Linked DNA regions of Homo sapiens: region 2 is linked to region 1. A link is a loop called in an ENCODE intact Hi-C map of the cell type or tissue named here. Cell type or tissue: heart right ventricle. All regions are shown on one strand.

Region 1 (8,000 bases):
CAGCACCTGTTGTTTCCTGACTTTTTAATGATCGCCATTCTAACTGGTGTGAGATGGTATCTCATTGTGGTTTTGATTTGCATTTCTCTAATTGGCCTGCGTTCTTTATATGGTGTCTCAGGGCAGTGGGATGCCAGAGGGGAAGCTGTGAGATCCCAATTTTCACCACCTTCCTCACCACTTTCTACAGCTCAAAGCCAGTCTCAAGGCTGGCCCAGATGCAAGGGGCAGGAAACAGCCTCCACTTTCAGTGGAGCTGCAGGGTCACATTGAAAAGGGCCCTACACGTGGGATGGGAGACATGGTGGTGCCATCCATGCAAACAATTCCACACCATAGGAAGACCTCAGTGGTCCAGACATCAGCCTCAAAGAGGGACATTCCTGAGACTCTGACCTGACCACATTCTCAGAAATGGAACAAATATCAAAGGGAAGGCTCAGGGCACCCGCGGCCATGGGAAATGGGATAATGAGCCACAGGCCAGGGGACTCGGAAGGCAGGAGACCTGGATCTCATAGGCATAGAGTGGCATTCAGGAGAGGGCTTTGGTGGCAGCTTCCACATTTTATATCAACATGGAAACTAAGTCCAGGCAGTAGAGGACTTTCTCAAGGTCACAAAGAAAGGTGGTGGCTAAGCGAGAACTGGAATCCCGGTGGTTCCTAGCCAGGGCTTTGCGGTCAGTGACCTGGTAGAAAGCTGAGTTTGCTGTTCATGACGGAGGCTCTTGCTTGCTGCCAGCCAAGTGAATGAGAAGGTGGCCGTGGGGATCAGACACCAAGAAGTGTGATTGGCAGACGCCAAAGGGCATAAGAGATTCCCCAGAATTAACGTTAGGGTCTGTCCACAGTGTGACTCTGGATAGAAGGGATGTCATACCTATTAGTCCCCAGGAAGATGTTTGTGGAGTAAATGAACAAAAGAAAGAAATGAATCAAGGTCTTGTTTGCACTTGTGCTAGTGTGTCTGCTGCTGGATTGAGTGTGTTAAATATTCAACTTCACCGAGCCAGCATGACACCTGTATATGCCGTTCTTACTACCATCTCGGTTCAGGACTTCTCCTCCACCTGTAACATCCCAGCGGGCAGTCTCTTCTCGTGCACTCAGTGATGGGGACTCACCCCCAAGGAGGCAGCAGAGGAAGGCGGGGGCTCAGCAGGTCTATGTAGGATTTGGCACATCCTTCAAAACCAGGGCACTGGAAGCTAGACACAAGCTGCAAGATGTGGCAGCCGAACCCAACCTTAATGTCCTTGCCCCATCTCATGGCAGATGGCCAGAGGTCTGTCTGTTGTTGGCCACAGATGGACTCAAATGATCCCCAGGGCACTGTGGTAGACACGGAGATGGGCCCCAGACACCCTCTGCACACATGGCCTCACTGCCCAGCTGCAGGGAACAGTCAGCCCACAGTCTCAGCCATCGGCATCTTCTGAGCCAGCCTGGGCTGCCAAGAGCTGCCCCACTGAGCCCACACCCTTCCTGGGGAGCCATTCCATGGGATATTCCAATGAGGACCGTGTACCCCAGAGCTCCCTACCAGGTGGGCCAGAGGCTTTTCAGGTTGCACACAGCATCGTTCTGCCTGGTCCTGCCTCCGCTACTTCCAGGCGTTGGACCTCCTGGACGTCCTGCTCCCAGACTCCACCGTGGCCTCTGCTTCTGGAGAGCCCAACCTAGACAGACCCCACTTCTACTTGGGGCTCCAGTCGGCCCCTGGCTTGCATTCGTGAAGCATCCTGAATTTTTTTCACCCTGACCTCTGCTTCTCTGTGGCTCCGTGGCTGGTCCTGGTTCCCCATTCCCAAGGCTGTTCCGTGGCCGGGTCTGGGAAGGAAGGACACCCCTGCTGCAGTTCGAGTATCAGCAGCAGCAGGAGCCCTGTGGGACCTGCGCTGTGGGACCCACCCCGTGGTGATACTGTGATGGAGGCGGCCTCTCCGTCCGCTCCCCCGCCTCAGCCTCAGAACTGGCATCCAAGTGCTGCTTGCATGACTTTCCTGTAGCTGCTGGAACAGAGTGCCACACCCTTGGGGGCTTCAAACTACACACATTTATTTTCTTACAGTTCTGGAAGTCAAAGGTCTAAACCAAGGTGCCAATGGGGCTGGCTCCTCCTGGAAGCTTCAGGGGAGAACCCCTTCCTGCCTCTCCTGCTTCTAGAGGCCTCCTGCATTCCTTGGCTCGTAGCCCCTTCCTCTACCTTCAAAGCTGGGAACATCACGTGAAAGTTGTCAGAATCAAAATAGAGTCACTTGTGTCAAACCCTAACAAAAAAAAAAAGTCAAGAGGCTAAGAAGGGCCCTCCCTGCCCCACACACCTGCCGGCGGTAAGAACTATCATAAAGGCTCTCTGAAGGGCTCTTATCTACATATGCCTGTAGCAAGAACTTTTCCGAAGGACTTTCCAAACTGCCACTTGCTATCTGAGTCACAGGGACAGCTGGTCGGATGCACAAGAACCCTTGCCTGACACGCTGTCTCCATCTCCAGGCATGAACTGACGTCAACTCTCACAACAAGACTCTGTGACCAGGGTTCTCTTTGCTTCAAAACAACTTATGTGCATGCCTCCCTTTGCCTTTAAAAGCTTCCCCTTGCCTCAACCTCCTTGCACATGCCTGTGGTCCCCACAGCCCTCGTAGCCAGGACAGGAACCCCGCCTATGCACTCCTGGATACACTCAGCATCACTGGACGAGCTGTCTCTGTTGCTTAGGTTGACAGTGGCATCTTCGACTCTCGCGTTGACCTCTGCTTCTGTGGTCATATCCTTTCTGACTTGGACCCTCCTGCCTCCCTCTCATAAGGACTCTTGTGGCTCATGGGGCCACCCAGATAATCCAGGATAAGCCCCCATCCCAGGGCTCTTCACCTAATCCCACCTGCAGGGTCCCTTTTGCCATGCCAGGGAACATACTCACAGGCTCTGGGTTTAGGGTGTGGACATACTTGGAGCCGTTATTCAGCCCACCTGAGTGCCTTATTTAGGGAGGGACAGGAAGGGCCGAGTGGCAGATAATCGGGTCAGATCCTGCGGGCTCTGTGGGTAGCCGCCGGCAGGTGGCGGTAACTGACCTCAGGCCACACTTGGACTTGCATAAAGCTATGGGTCAAGTTCCTCCGGGTGAAGTGCAGTCCCCACCCCCGCCCCCTGTGCTCAGGGTCCTTTGCGCCTGCTATTCCTGTGCACGCAGAGAAAACTGCCCCTCGGGCCTTCGCGTGGCTGTCCTTCCCCACTCCAGCAGGGCTCTGTTCCAGCGTCAGGATCTCTCCACCGCACGTCCAAAGTGCGGCCCACTCGTCGCCCCTTCACCCTGGCCTGTCCCTCTCAGCAAATGATCATCTCTGTGTTTACTGTGTGTCCTCGGTAGAACATAAGCTGCCCAAGGACAAACAGGGTGTGTTTTGTTCATGGCTCTTTTCCAGGGGCTACAGGAGCAATACAGGCATTTAGTGGGTGTCGTGGGGTTGAACTCTGTCCCCCAGAAAGATATGGGGAAGTCCTAGTTCCCAATACCTGCAAAAGAGACCTCATTTGCAAACAGGGTCTTTCAGGTGTAGTCAGGTTGAGATGAGGTTGTACTGAGGGGGGGTGGCCTTAGGAGGGGAAGGGGGTTCCGGAGACACACGCGGAAGATGGCAGCAGAGACTGGGGTGACGCCCCACTGACCTGGATGTTGAGCTCCCGGCCTCTGGGCAGCAAGGGAAGGAATTCCTGGGGGTTGAAGGCCCCTCATTCATGGTCTTTTGCTACAACAGCCCTGGGAAAGGAACAAGGCAGGATTCGGCTGTTTGTGAGGACGCACAGTCCAAGGCACCAGCACGAGGGTGCTGGCTGCGGACGGCTATCCTGAGCCTCTCCTGGCCTAGCCAGCCTGACTCTCCAGCCACAGCCCACCCAGCCCTGATGTGCAGGATTCCTTCGTTCTGCTGTAAAGATGGGGGCACCCTTCCACTTCAGTGGAATCTTTGAGCAGCTGCCTGTCATTTAAATAATTTCTCTTAATTTTTTAAAAAAGATAAATTTAAACATTTAGATAATTTAAAAGAAAACGCAGCTCCTACTGCCCTCCTTGTATAACCACCATCCTCTCACTGTCCGTCCTCCCCGTGGAATGATCATTATCTCGCCATCCTTCCTCCCTGTATAACCATCATCGTCCTCCCGCCGTCCCTCCTCCCAGTGTAGCCATCATAACCCTCTCGCTGTCCCTCCTCTCTGTATAGCCATCATCCTCTTGCCATCCCTCCTCCCTGTATAACCATCATCCTCTCGCCGTCCCTCCTCCCTGTGTAACCATCATCTTCCTCTCGCCATCCTTCCTGCCTGTATAGCCATCATCCTGTCGCCATCCCTTCTCCCTGTATAACCATCCCTCCTCCCTGTGTAACCATCATCATCCTCTTGCCGTCCCTCCTCCCTGTGTAACCATCATCATCCTTTTGCCGTCCCTCCTCCCTGTGTAACCATCATCTTCCTCTCACCATCCCTCCTCCCTGTGTAACCATCATCATCCTCTTGCCGTCCCTCCTCCCTGTGTAACCATCATCATCCTCTTGCCGTCCCTCCTCCCTGTGTAACCATCATCTTCCTCTCACCATCCCTCCTCCCTGTATAACCATCATCTTCCTCTCACCATCCCTCCTACCTGTATAGCCATCATCATCTCGCCATCCCGCTTGTGTAACCATCATTATCCTCTAGCCATCCCTCCTCCCTGTATAAGCATCATCTTCCTCTTACGATCCCTCCTCTCTGTATAACCGTCGTCCTCTCGCTGTCGCTCCTCCCTGTGTAGCCATCATCCTCTCACCATCCCTCCTCCCTGTATAACCATCATCTTCCTCTCGCCATCCCTCCTCCCTGTGTAACCATCATCCTCTTGCCGTCCCTTCTCCCTGTATAACCATCATCCTGTCGCCATCCCACCTCCCTGTATAACCATTATTCTCTCACTGGCCCTCCTCCCTGTATAATCATCATTCTCCCTGTATAACCATCCTCCCACGGAGGGACCAGCATGGTTTGTGGTGAGCCTTTGTGGGCAGGCAACTGACTGGCACAGATTCCCTCCGTGACCCACTGCGAGCCTGGGCTGAGCCCCGTCTCAACTAGGCCTTGACCTTGGCCTTCGTGTCCATGGCTGGCTGAGTCTTGTTATACTGAGAACCCTCCCATCCTTTGCATTGGATCAGATTCCTCGCCCCTGACCATCAATGTCTAAATCCTCGGCCTGCCTTTAACAGGAACTCCTGCCCTTGGTGTCTAACCAGGTGAGTGGTTTCCAGCCCGGACCCTCACTCTGCTCGTGGGCTGGGCATCCACAGCTGTCTTCACTGCGTCTGAACTGAGCTTGGTTCTAAAGTCCTTCACTTACTCCAGTGGCTTGAATACAATCTGTCTTGCTGTTTTTCCCAAGTGAGCAATGCAGACAGGTTCTCCTACACATGGTTACTTGCTTTGGATAGTCGCTGTGAAGGAGGACTCGCTGGCTGAGAGGATGAGCGTTTTTAAGGGCTGGGTACACCTTGCTGAGTTGCTGTGCACACAGGAGAGTGTCAGCTGGCACTCCTGCTGGCAGCAAGTGCCAGGAGAGGCCCTGGCCTGGGAAGGCCCCTTTCTCCCAGGGCTGGCTCCTGGGATCTCCTAAGTCGCTGAGATTCTAGGCTCAACCTCAGCTCCTCTGCGCCGGCACCCCCACCTGCCCCCCGGCCACCCAGCTCCCACCATGTCACCTCCAGCAGAGGCTGAGAAGGTGCCTCCCCCACCTCGTTAATTATGGAGTCGGCAAATGCCCTGGATCACACAGCTGGGTTGTTTTTATTCTTCACTGGAAGGTGGAAGGTTTTGTCTGGCTCTCTCCCCAGGTGCAAGGCCTTGCGCTGGGCTGACTTCACCCCTCAGATACAGGGTCATTTCCAGATGCCGATACCTGCAGCTTTCCGGACACCGCCCCGCATCTCCAGGCAGACTGGCCTGGGCATGGAGGTTACAGCCTGGTGCCTCTAACAGGGGTTTTACCCTTGGGTCTGTGAATTTAGATGGAAAACACGTTGCAGTTTTTAAAAATAAATTTCTGATCATCCGTCATTTCTCTCGATAATGCTTATAGACGACCACAGTACATGCGACTTTGTGCACAGGGAAAACCACAGATCTTTGATCTCTCGAGGTAGCCATTGCTGCTAACTTCAAATATCCTTTTTATTCACCACGGCTTGGGAATTGCGGAGTTATTAAGCCCACCGGCCACACGTGATGCAGCCTCCTTCCTGCCACAGGGCCAGGTAAAGGGACTGGCCCAGGATCAGGCCATTGTGTCACACCTGAAGAAAATATCTGATAACAGTACTTTAAAGCAAGTCGTTTATTTTGAAATCCTGACTATTTTGTTAAGAATTTAAAAACCCTATGATATGTCATTTGCAAACATCCTGAAAAGGGTTCCATAGGCAACAGCAGATGCCAAGGGGCCCCCTGGCTCAGAAGCCCTGAAGAACTCCTGCCCCACAGGCTTGGAGAGTCCCCTTCCAAAGCACAAGGACAACCTGAAGTCCTCTAAAAATTGAGGCCATTCCCAGGGACCCGGCAAGCAGATCGGGGCCTGGAGGAGGCCGGACAGATTCTTTTCGAATGGAAGATTGGGGGCTGGTCATGCCAGGCCCTTCCTGTTTCCACAGAGAAAACCACATTAGCAATTGCCCGCCACGCATCTCTGCTGTGGAAACTTTGTGTATTTTTTTTATCAGCCTTATGGAGGTATAACTGATATAGAGTAAACAGTGCATATGTAAAGTGTACAATTTGATCAGCTTTGACACTTCTGTGTACTTGTGATACTATCACCACGATCATGGTGAGACACGCAGACCCCACTCCTGAGAGTTTCCTTGTGTCCTTGGAACTTCTTCCCTCCCCTTTCCCTCCTCCCTCCCATTCAGGCAACTAACGACCCTACTTTAGGTCACTATGGATTAGTCAGCTTCCTTCCTTCCTTCCTTCCGTCCTTCCTCCCTTCCTTCCTTCCTTCCGTCCTTCCTCCCTTCCTTCCCTCCTCCCTTCCTTCCTCCCTTCCTTCCTTCCTTCCGTCCTTCCTCCCTTCCTTCCCTCCTCCCTTCCTTCCTCCCTTCCCTCCCTCCCTCCCTACTTCCCTGCCTCCCTCCTTCCCTTCCTTCCTTCCCTCTTTCCTTCCCTCCCTTCCTCCTTCCTTCCCTCCCCCCTCCTCCCTCCCTCTCTCCTTCCTCCCCTCCCTCTTTCTTTCCTTCCTCCTTCTCTCTTTCCTCTCCTCCCTCCCTTCTTTCTTCCCTCCTTCCTTCCCCTCCCTGCCTCCCTCCCTCCCTCTCTCCTCCCTCCCTCTCTTTTCTCCTCCCTCCCCTCCCTCCCTCCTTTCCTCCCTTCCTCCCTCCTTCTCTCCTTCCTTCCTTCCCCTCCCTACCTCCCTCCCTCCCTCTATCCTCCCTCCCTGTCTTCTTCTCTCCTTCCTCCCCTCCCTCCCTCCTTTCCTCCCTTCCTCCCTCCTTCTCTCCTTCCTTCCTTCCTCCCTCCTTCTCTCCTTCCTTCCTCCCCTCCCTTTCTTCATTTCTTTCTTCCGTCCCTCCCTGCCTTCCTTTCTTTCTTCCTTCCCTCACTCTGTTACCCAGGCTGGAGTGCAGTGGCACAATCATAGCTCATTGCAGCCTTGAACTCCTAGGCTCAAGTGATCCTCCCTGCTCAGCCTCCCAAGTAACTGGGACTACAAGTGCTAGGATCACAGGTGTGAGCCACCGTGCATGTGGCTCCATTTGCATTTTCAATAGCGCAATCATTATGGTTGTCTGGGACATCCACAGCTCATCCTTCATGTTGACGGGCAGGGCCCCACGGTGCGAGTATCCACGGCATGCTTGTTTATTCACTCATTGATGCCAGCTGGGTTTTTCCCAGGTTCTGACTATTACAGATGAAGCTGCTGTGAGCATTCATGTGTAAGCCTTTGGACAGATGCACACTTTC
Region 2 (8,000 bases), 280 kb after region 1:
GCTTGGAGCCGACGCCATCACTTTCCCGCCAGCACCCAGGGGTTTTGCAGGGAGAGCTGGAGTTTATAGTCTGTTTGGTCTTGTTGCCCCTTGAAACCTTCAACAGCTTAAAAGCACATTTGGCTCCTGGCCCAGAACTCGCTGGCCGGCTGTCCCCCGGGGCAGTTCTCATCCCCTCCACGGCCCCCCTCCTGGTCATAGCTCACCCACAGAGGAGGGGCCTTCCACGGCAGGCCTCAAGGCAGAGGCACCCCAGGCCCCCTCTTAGTCCCGCCTCCCAGCCTCCCTGACGTGGCTCACTGGGCCAGCTCAGGGCCCATAGATGAGGTGAGACTCTAGAGAGGTGCATGGAGCCCTCCGGATCAGCAGCCAGGTAGCCCCGTGCTGCCCGCCACAGGCTGGGGAAGGTGCTGGGACAGGGGCTAGGCGGGTCCAGGTCACCTGTCACACACGGGAGGGACACTCTTGGGCCCTCTGCCCTTGCTAACAGCTTATGCTGGCTCTTCCTGGAAGGTTCCAGAGTTTCACAGACCCCATGGGCCAGGGGACTCCAGGGTCCTCAGGGCCTGTGCGGGGAGGGCTAGGAGAACAGAATGCCAGGCGGGGGCCCACAGTGCTGTCAGGCCAGCCTGAGTCCAGTCTCCTGCCACTGGTCCCCGGGATCCCTTCCAGGCTGGGGACAGTTGTGTCATGATTTCCGAGGTCCCAATCTGCTGTCATGTTGCTGAGTGACCTTAGGCAAGTGACTCAACCTCCCTGGTGCTGGCTTCCCAAGCTATGAAGTGGCAGCAAGACTCTCTTCTTCCAGGGCACAGTGGGGGTGGGCCCTGGCTGCTCTCCCATCCGCCTTCTCCTTGCCTGTGAAGATAACTCACACATCCCCACCTTCTGCAGGATGCCCCATGCTCACCCTGGCCACTGAGGCCATGTTTCTGAAAACACAAAGCTCGTTCCTGACTATGCCCTGGATAAAAAGACCTTCCTGCACTGGGGGGAGCCCAGCCCCTCTGCCTTCCCCTTCCTGCACGGTGGTCCTGGGCCTGCCCAGCACCTCTGGAAACCTGGGGCTTAGGGAGCAATGCCCTGAGTCCTCCTCTGACACCAGTGCTGGCCCCAGGGCACCGGCACATCCAGAAGGGACAAGACTTGGGATGAGAACTTCCCAGGACAATGTCCCAGGCAGCTCCGGCATACTCGCCCTGGGAACAGGCAGCATGAGAGGGCTTGGCCATCCCACCCCATCCTAGGAGACACAGCCCATGCCAGGGGGATCTCCTGCCAGCTCCACAGGGGCACTCTGCCAGGGGAGGAGGACAGGGGCCTGCGAACCCAAACCTTGCTGAGGGGCTGCTGTGATGGCAGGTGCAGGTACGGGCAGGAGGCGCCCCGGAGCACTCGCCCTAGCTGGGGCTGGCGGGACCCTCAGCCAGTTCTTTCCCCATGGACCTCTCAGCGGCTCCATCCTCCTGAAGGCCCAGGGGTCTCATCTTTATGGCAGGACTCACAGCATCTAATTCATAAGGGGAGTCCAGAAAAGCTGAGAAAAGGGACAGCTCATGACAGTGCCACTGTGGACGATGGGCCACCTCTGGCCCATTGTCACTGGCAGATGACCACTGACAATGGGCCAGAGAGCAGCTCTCACCGCCAAAGACCCAGGACAAGGTGGTTCCCTGCGGCCCTTGGAGGTACTCACATCTAACACAGATTTGATCTCACCAACCCAAAATCCGACAGCGTTGGCCCTATCGCCCCATTTTACAGATGAGGACACGGGGCTCCAAGTCACCAGCAGGGAAGGAAGTCCAAGGCTGGGGGGACCTGCCGGCAGAATGCCCTCCATGCCCATCACTTCCTCCGTACGTGGCTCTGTGAGGGACAGCAGTGTCCCACCTCCCCTGCATGGCAAGGCTGCCCCACTAGAACCAGACTCAGGGGCTGGGAGGCAGTGAGGGCCTGGTCTGCAGGCGCAGGGGGCTGCTGACACGGCCAAAGCCACACACTCAGGCTCCGCGTCTATACCCAGGGAGGCTGCGGGCACAGCACCAGCCGTTAGCCCTGGCCTTGCACTGCAGGAGACACATGTGTCTTGGCCCTGAGAGTCTCTATCTCCCTCTGTCCCTCAAGGGCGCATCACTTTGGACAAAGGGGGCCTCTGTGGGGCCACAGACACCCCAGGAAAAACCCCCAGTCCCTGTTTAAACGAACTCTCTTAGAGTTTGGTGAATCCTTGTTCAGTATAACTCTAAACACAGAACAGATTGGCTTTGAATGAGCGGAAGTTGTCCTTCCAGGGGAAGATTGGGGCTGCTGGAGGAATATGTCTCAACAGTGCCAGCCCCTCATTTTTAGAGCCTTCTAGAGCAGCCAAGCGACTGAGATGGGAGGTGTCGTTATGCAGAGCCCGCTGGAAAGCAGAGATAAATCACTTTTACTTCAAAAGAAATAGAAATTCTCTTCCACTTGCAATGAGACAAAAGGTGGCTGGGACTCTGAGGCCAACTCACCGAACTTCCTCCTCACACTGTTAAGGGAAAAAAAAAAAAGAAAAGATGCTTGGGGCAGCTGAAGGCATCGCTGATCCTGCTGGACTTCATTAAGAAAGACAGGTCCAATTTTCCAACGTGAGCACAGCTAACAGCCAGGAAACTCTGGGGCTAGGAAAACACCTCCTCCAGACCATTAACAACTTGTGGTCAATAAAAACCTCTCGTTCCTGGCAGCCACTCTGGCTCAAATCGAATTCCACGACAGGAAAAAATGGCTCACCAGGAACACAGAATTCGGAACCTATCTGTGACTTACCGTTCGACCAGAAGCCTGCCAGGCGCCAGCTGCAGAGTGAGACCTGCACGGTTCCCTGGAAGAACAAGCCAGGGTAGGAAAACAGCCTCCTCCATTCAAGAGCCATTTCCTTTTGAAAACCACACGTTACCTTCATCCTTTGCTGATAAAGGAGGTAAACTCTGGCATGTTTGCTGTCGGCCACTCATAGGCATTTTTCATGGATTAATTCTCACGGTGCCTCCCACACACACAAAACTGCGGCGGGTACTATTATTGTCATTTTACAGATGGGGAAACTGAGTCTCGGAGCGGTCAGACAACTCACCGAAGATCTCACCCCTGGGAAACAGTGGAGCCAGGATGCAAACCCAGCCCTGAACACGGATTTCTAGTGCTTCCCTGGGGTAAGGGACTCTTCACATACATCTGCTTTTGGGAAAACAGCTTTTCCTGCTCAGTTAGAATATCAATGAAGCACTATTTGTTTTAGGATCCTAATTTTTTAAAGATAAAATAAAGCTTTTTCCTGAATCTTTACAACAGAACACACTAGAAATTACAAAGATTTGACACAGCACAAAAAAGAGACTGCATGACAAACATTAAAACCCTGAGGCCGGGCGCGGTGGCTCACGCCTGCAATCCCAGCACTGTGGGAGGCCGAGGCGGGCGGATCACAAGGTCAGGAGATCGAGACCATCCTGGCTAACACAGTGAAACCCCATCTCTACTAAAAATACAAAAAAAATTAGCTGGGTGTGGTGGCGGGCGCCTGTAGTCCCAGCTACTCGAGAGGCTGAGGCAGGAGAATGGCGTGAACCCGGGAGGCAGAGCTTGCAGTGAGCCGAGATCGTGCCACTGCACTCCAGCCTGGGCGACGGAGCGAGACTCCGTCTCAAAAAAAAAAAAAAAAAAAAAAAAAAAACCCGAGGCCACCGCGTGGCCTCCCATCCAGAGGCAGGGCCTCGACCCACAGAACAACAGGCAGCGGTGGGGGTGACTCTGGCAGGTGCCCAGGCCAAGCCCAGAACCTCCCCTGCAGCTGTGCAGGTAGCCTTACTGTGACCAATGTTTTACAAATGAGTCTCAAAGCTCATCAATGTCACCTGCTTTGCCTAGATCCTCCCACCAGCAAGAGGCAAAACCAGCACTTGATCCCAGTCTGTGTGACTCCAAGGCAGCTTTTAACCCCAGCTCCCCAGAATAGCCCAGAAGCTGCCTCCTGCCTGGCTGAGGACGGCTCCTGTGCCCGCAGTTCCTTCCAGGCGCCTAGGCAGGTCTGTTCAGAAGTGTGCCCGGAGGGTGTGTCTCAATAGCTTGCAAAATCTGGCTGTGCCAGCAGGATCCAAGCACCCGCCCTGCTCTACCGAAGCCCCAGGCTACAGCTTCCTGGAAACTGACCCAGAGCCAACTGCACGTTCAGCAGAATCTCCACCACCTTCACACCTACTCCCTGCCTTCTTCTAACAGGCCCATCTCATTCCACAGAGCGTGGCTGCTCTGATCATTCCTCTGCGGTCTGCACTGGGCCGCGGGGCTGTGTCCTGCCTTTCTGTCTGCCTTGACACTGTATTAATATCCAGAACAACTGAATTTGACATTAAGCCGGGGCTTCCTATAAGGGAGACAGTGCGCTGCTGTGTCACTGCATTCAACCTCATGGAACCTTTGCCACAGCTCATGAAGCAGCCACATCTGTGATCCCATTTTACAGACGGAGACCCTAAGACAGAGAAATAGCAGAGCAGCTTGCCCGAGGCCCAAATCCAACAATCGACAGAGCCCAGGTGGGCTTGCCCTGAGGCCAGCACTCTGCTGAATGTCCAGTTCACAGTGACACTACGTGGTCCCCAGTATGATTTCCTAGAAAGGTGAGACTTTCAGAATTGCCCTCTTCTCACACGCTCAAAGCCCCAGGGTCAGTTCAACCGTGCCCGTCCCCACGAGCAGACATCGATATCTTTAACACAGAAATGAACTAGTACGTGTGATGTCTCCTTCGCGTGCCCTTGGCAGAACACCAAGATTGAGTCAACACGGTGTCTGGTTTGGTGACCCCGAGTCACCGAGAAGAAACATGGCCCTGGGGACCCCACCTCAGCCATGAAACGGGGGCAGCCGGATGCAGAACCGATGTGTAGACACAGCCAGGAGCTCACGGCAGCGCTCGGGGATTTAGGGAGGAGACACTGCCCTAACTTGTCCCATCTCTGCAGCCCTGGAGGAGGAAATCCCAGAGCCAGGATGGCCCTCGGAGGCCATTTAAGCCAGTGGCTTTCGAACAGGTTTTAGCCACAGAGACCCGGGTGCAAAACCAAATCTTCTGCAAAACCCAACTTACATAAACGACAAGGAAGCCCAGTGGAGGGGTCCTGGCTGCCGCCTAACCCAAGCCGCGGAGGCAACGGTCACTGCAGTGCCCTTGGGAAGGGCAGAGTCCAGGACCCTGTGCAGGCTGTCGCCCCAGCACCCCAGGAGGCAGGGCCCTGGAACCCCTACAGGCTCCTGGTGACTCCAACGCCCCCACCCGGGGCAGCTGGGGATCACTGGTCACCTGCAGAAGCTCTCAACCTGTTTCTTGGCAGTGGGACGGGGCATTCTCCTGCTCTCTCACGCAGAACCCCAACCTATGAAGGGCTCCATGGGCTGAAGTGAGGGTCCCAGAGCCCACTCAGCTCAGGCCCCGACTCCCAAGCCTCTGAGGCATTCCCCGGGAAAGCAAGGCCCCTGGCTGGACACAGCTAGACTGGAGTGAGGCCAGCCCGAGTTGGGTCGGCACAGGTCTCCCTGGTGCGTCCACACGGTGGCCCAGCTCTGCCCTTCAAGCTCACCCAGAGGACAGCTGCCCCTGTCCCAGGATGGCCTCGGATACAGACGGCAGGAGTGTGCAGGTTTCCAGGAGCCTCAGCACGAGGCTGGACAAAGGCCCTGTCCTTTCCGAGCCAGCACCCAGGAGACTCACGTACTGGGCCCTTGGGACAAGGGCGGCCACTGCCATCCCCACGCGGCCTACAGGCGGCAGCAGCTCTGGCCCCTCCATTTCCGAAAGCCACAAACATCTCTTAGGATGGCAGCAGAGGCTTCTGACCAACAGAGACGGTGACCACAGTGGACCGCCAGCCGGTCCCGGCCCGAGGAGCCTCCTCCAACAGCAGTCACAGTGGCTCCACAGGAGGAGTGCCCTGGTGGGCACAGGGGTTGGTCTGCCCTCCTGCTCACCTCAAACACCTCCTCATCCAGGATCCGGGTGCCAAACACGATGATGCCATTGATGTCGATCATGGGGTGGTCGCTGCGGTCGAGGAATTTGGTGGTCTTCTTTTTACAGTCGAGGATCAAGGTGACATTTTTCTTGTGGACGCTGAGAGCAATTCTGTGCCACCTGCAAAGAAACAGATGGTGAAGACAGGGCTTGGATCACAGATGCCAGCTCAAGCAATTTTGCTGCAAATTCCTCGAGACACAGGAAGAAGGCCCACTTCCTGCACGATCGTGGTGGGGCGGAGCAGATCAAGGCCCAGCCTCTGGAATCAGACAAGTTAGGGCAACACCCCGTGCCATGAGATCTACTCATTCCCCAGAACCCTCGTCCCTCAGACAAGGATGGCTGTCTGAACCCTGGAAGCCCAGCCGGGAGCCCAAGTGAAAGGGGGAAGGGGGAGCACACAGCACTCGGCACTGGCTCGGGACCCAGGAGTGTGGTCCCTGGGAGCGTGGTCCCTGCGGTGCGGTCACAGCCATCGGGAGAATGGCAGGGCGGCGGCCGTTGTATTTTGCTGTGTGCATGCGAGCACTTGTCACGTGCCCTCTGAACCCCGATGGCAAACTGCAGGCAGCCAGAGAAGACCGGGTGTGGACGGGAAATGGTGGAAGGAGTGGATCTGTCTGAAAGTCTTGGCGAAGAATTCAGAAATCATGTATTGAAGACGTTCGGAGATTATCAGGGCATGACCTCACACGTGCTGACCACGAAAGAGGAGACTGACAACCCCTGGTGTTGAGGTCTGCACCCAACAGAGCGTGCTGGCACGACCCGCTTTTTCTCATGCTCACTCCCACTCCTAACACACCTGTGTCCTTGAAGGATACCTGAAATCCTTTCTGGAAAAGGTTGGGTATAACCTCACAATTTCCTGTGTCCCTTCTGACACAAACAGGCGGGAATTTGATGTGCTTTAGTGCACTTTACAAAGGGATAATGGAGGGCCAGGGAGGAGAAGTGACTCCCCAGAGCCACAGAGGATGAATCAAGACCATAACCCAGGTTTCAGGACTCCAAGCCCAGCACCCTCTCCTCTGCTGCGGCGTCTGTGGGAGTCTCAGTACCGGCTGCTGCACGTCCTCTACTGTGCCCCACATCTGGTCAGTGGTATGAGCTGGCCTGATCCCCCCTCCAGCAGGGGGACAGTTGCCCAGAAGTGCCCACTTACTTGCCATCTGACAGGTTGATGCCCCGGAAGAGGGGGTAGTCTTCCGGGCCAGGCTTCCCCGTGTGGTCCTCGTAGAGGAAGACGGGAGAGCGGCCCAGCTCCAGCCCAATCTGCTGGATACCCTGCTCGTTGTAGATGGAGACCAGGAAGGCCTGGCTGCCTTTCTTGGCTTTCACAGTTGTTAGGATGGAGAAGTCCTCGGGAAATGCAGACGCTGGAACAGAGCACAGAGGTGAGAAGGCAGTCGGGGAGCCCCTGCAACCACACCCAGCCATGGCTCTCTGCAAACAAGCCAGCCCGGGACCCTGGGAAGCTGTGCTGCCCGTCGTGGGGCACTGCCATCTGCTGCACATCTGCCCCTTGATCAAACTGCTCCTGCAGCCCTTCCCTGCTCCCACTTGGCCAAACCTGCCCCCTTCAAGACTCAGTGCAAATGCAAACTCCTCCATGAAACACAACTGGTCCTTCCAGCTGGGAGCCCTCAACACCCTGCCCTCAGCTCCTGCGCCTAACACATCTGTGTGTTGACCCTCAGGAGAACCTCTCAGGCTGTGAGCTGCCTCTGGATGGAGGCTGCTTCTGAGGTGTCTTAGTACGCTCCATGAGGTCACACCACTCAGCATGCAAGGAAGGGAGGGAGGGAGGGGGAGGGAGGGAGAGAGACGGAGGGAGGAAGCAGAGAGAGGAAGGGAGAAGGGAAGCAACAGCCTCGAACCGCCACTAGAATTGTACTTTGTGACATTTCCTGGTTGATACGCAAAACAGAGAAAAAGTGGAAATTCA

Evidence for each region. A loop is a pair of places that touch in the nucleus more often than their neighbours do. Peaks named below come from ENCODE experiments on the same cell type or tissue, not always from the same donor. Only the 100,000 strongest peaks of a DNase experiment are listed, where the experiment ranks them.
Region 2: a loop joins it to region 1, with 5 times the contacts of the local background. A loop is called at or near these places in 38 of 110 quality-filtered maps.

The regions. Positions count from the first base shown.
Region 1 is chr9:134,978,353-134,986,352 of GRCh38, reverse strand. No RefSeq gene overlaps it. Among named protein-coding and RNA genes, the nearest start is that of FCN1, 64 kb to the right of the region's middle. RefSeq lists enhancers at 2,686-3,274, 3,275-3,865. In heart right ventricle, a CTCF peak has its summit at 3,061 (motif pointing right); a DNase peak (open chromatin) is centred at 3,062; H3K27me3 peaks cover 805 bases.
Region 2 is chr9:134,699,340-134,707,339 of GRCh38, reverse strand. COL5A1 (collagen type V alpha 1 chain) reads right to left here. Exons shown (of 66, transcript NM_000093.5): 3 at 7,218-7,431; 4 at 6,007-6,169. Among named protein-coding and RNA genes, the nearest start is that of COL5A1-AS1, 50 kb to the right of the region's middle. RefSeq lists an enhancer at 7,825-8,000. In heart right ventricle, no CTCF peak of the experiment used is centred here; a DNase peak (open chromatin) is centred at 149; H3K27ac peaks cover 3,613 bases.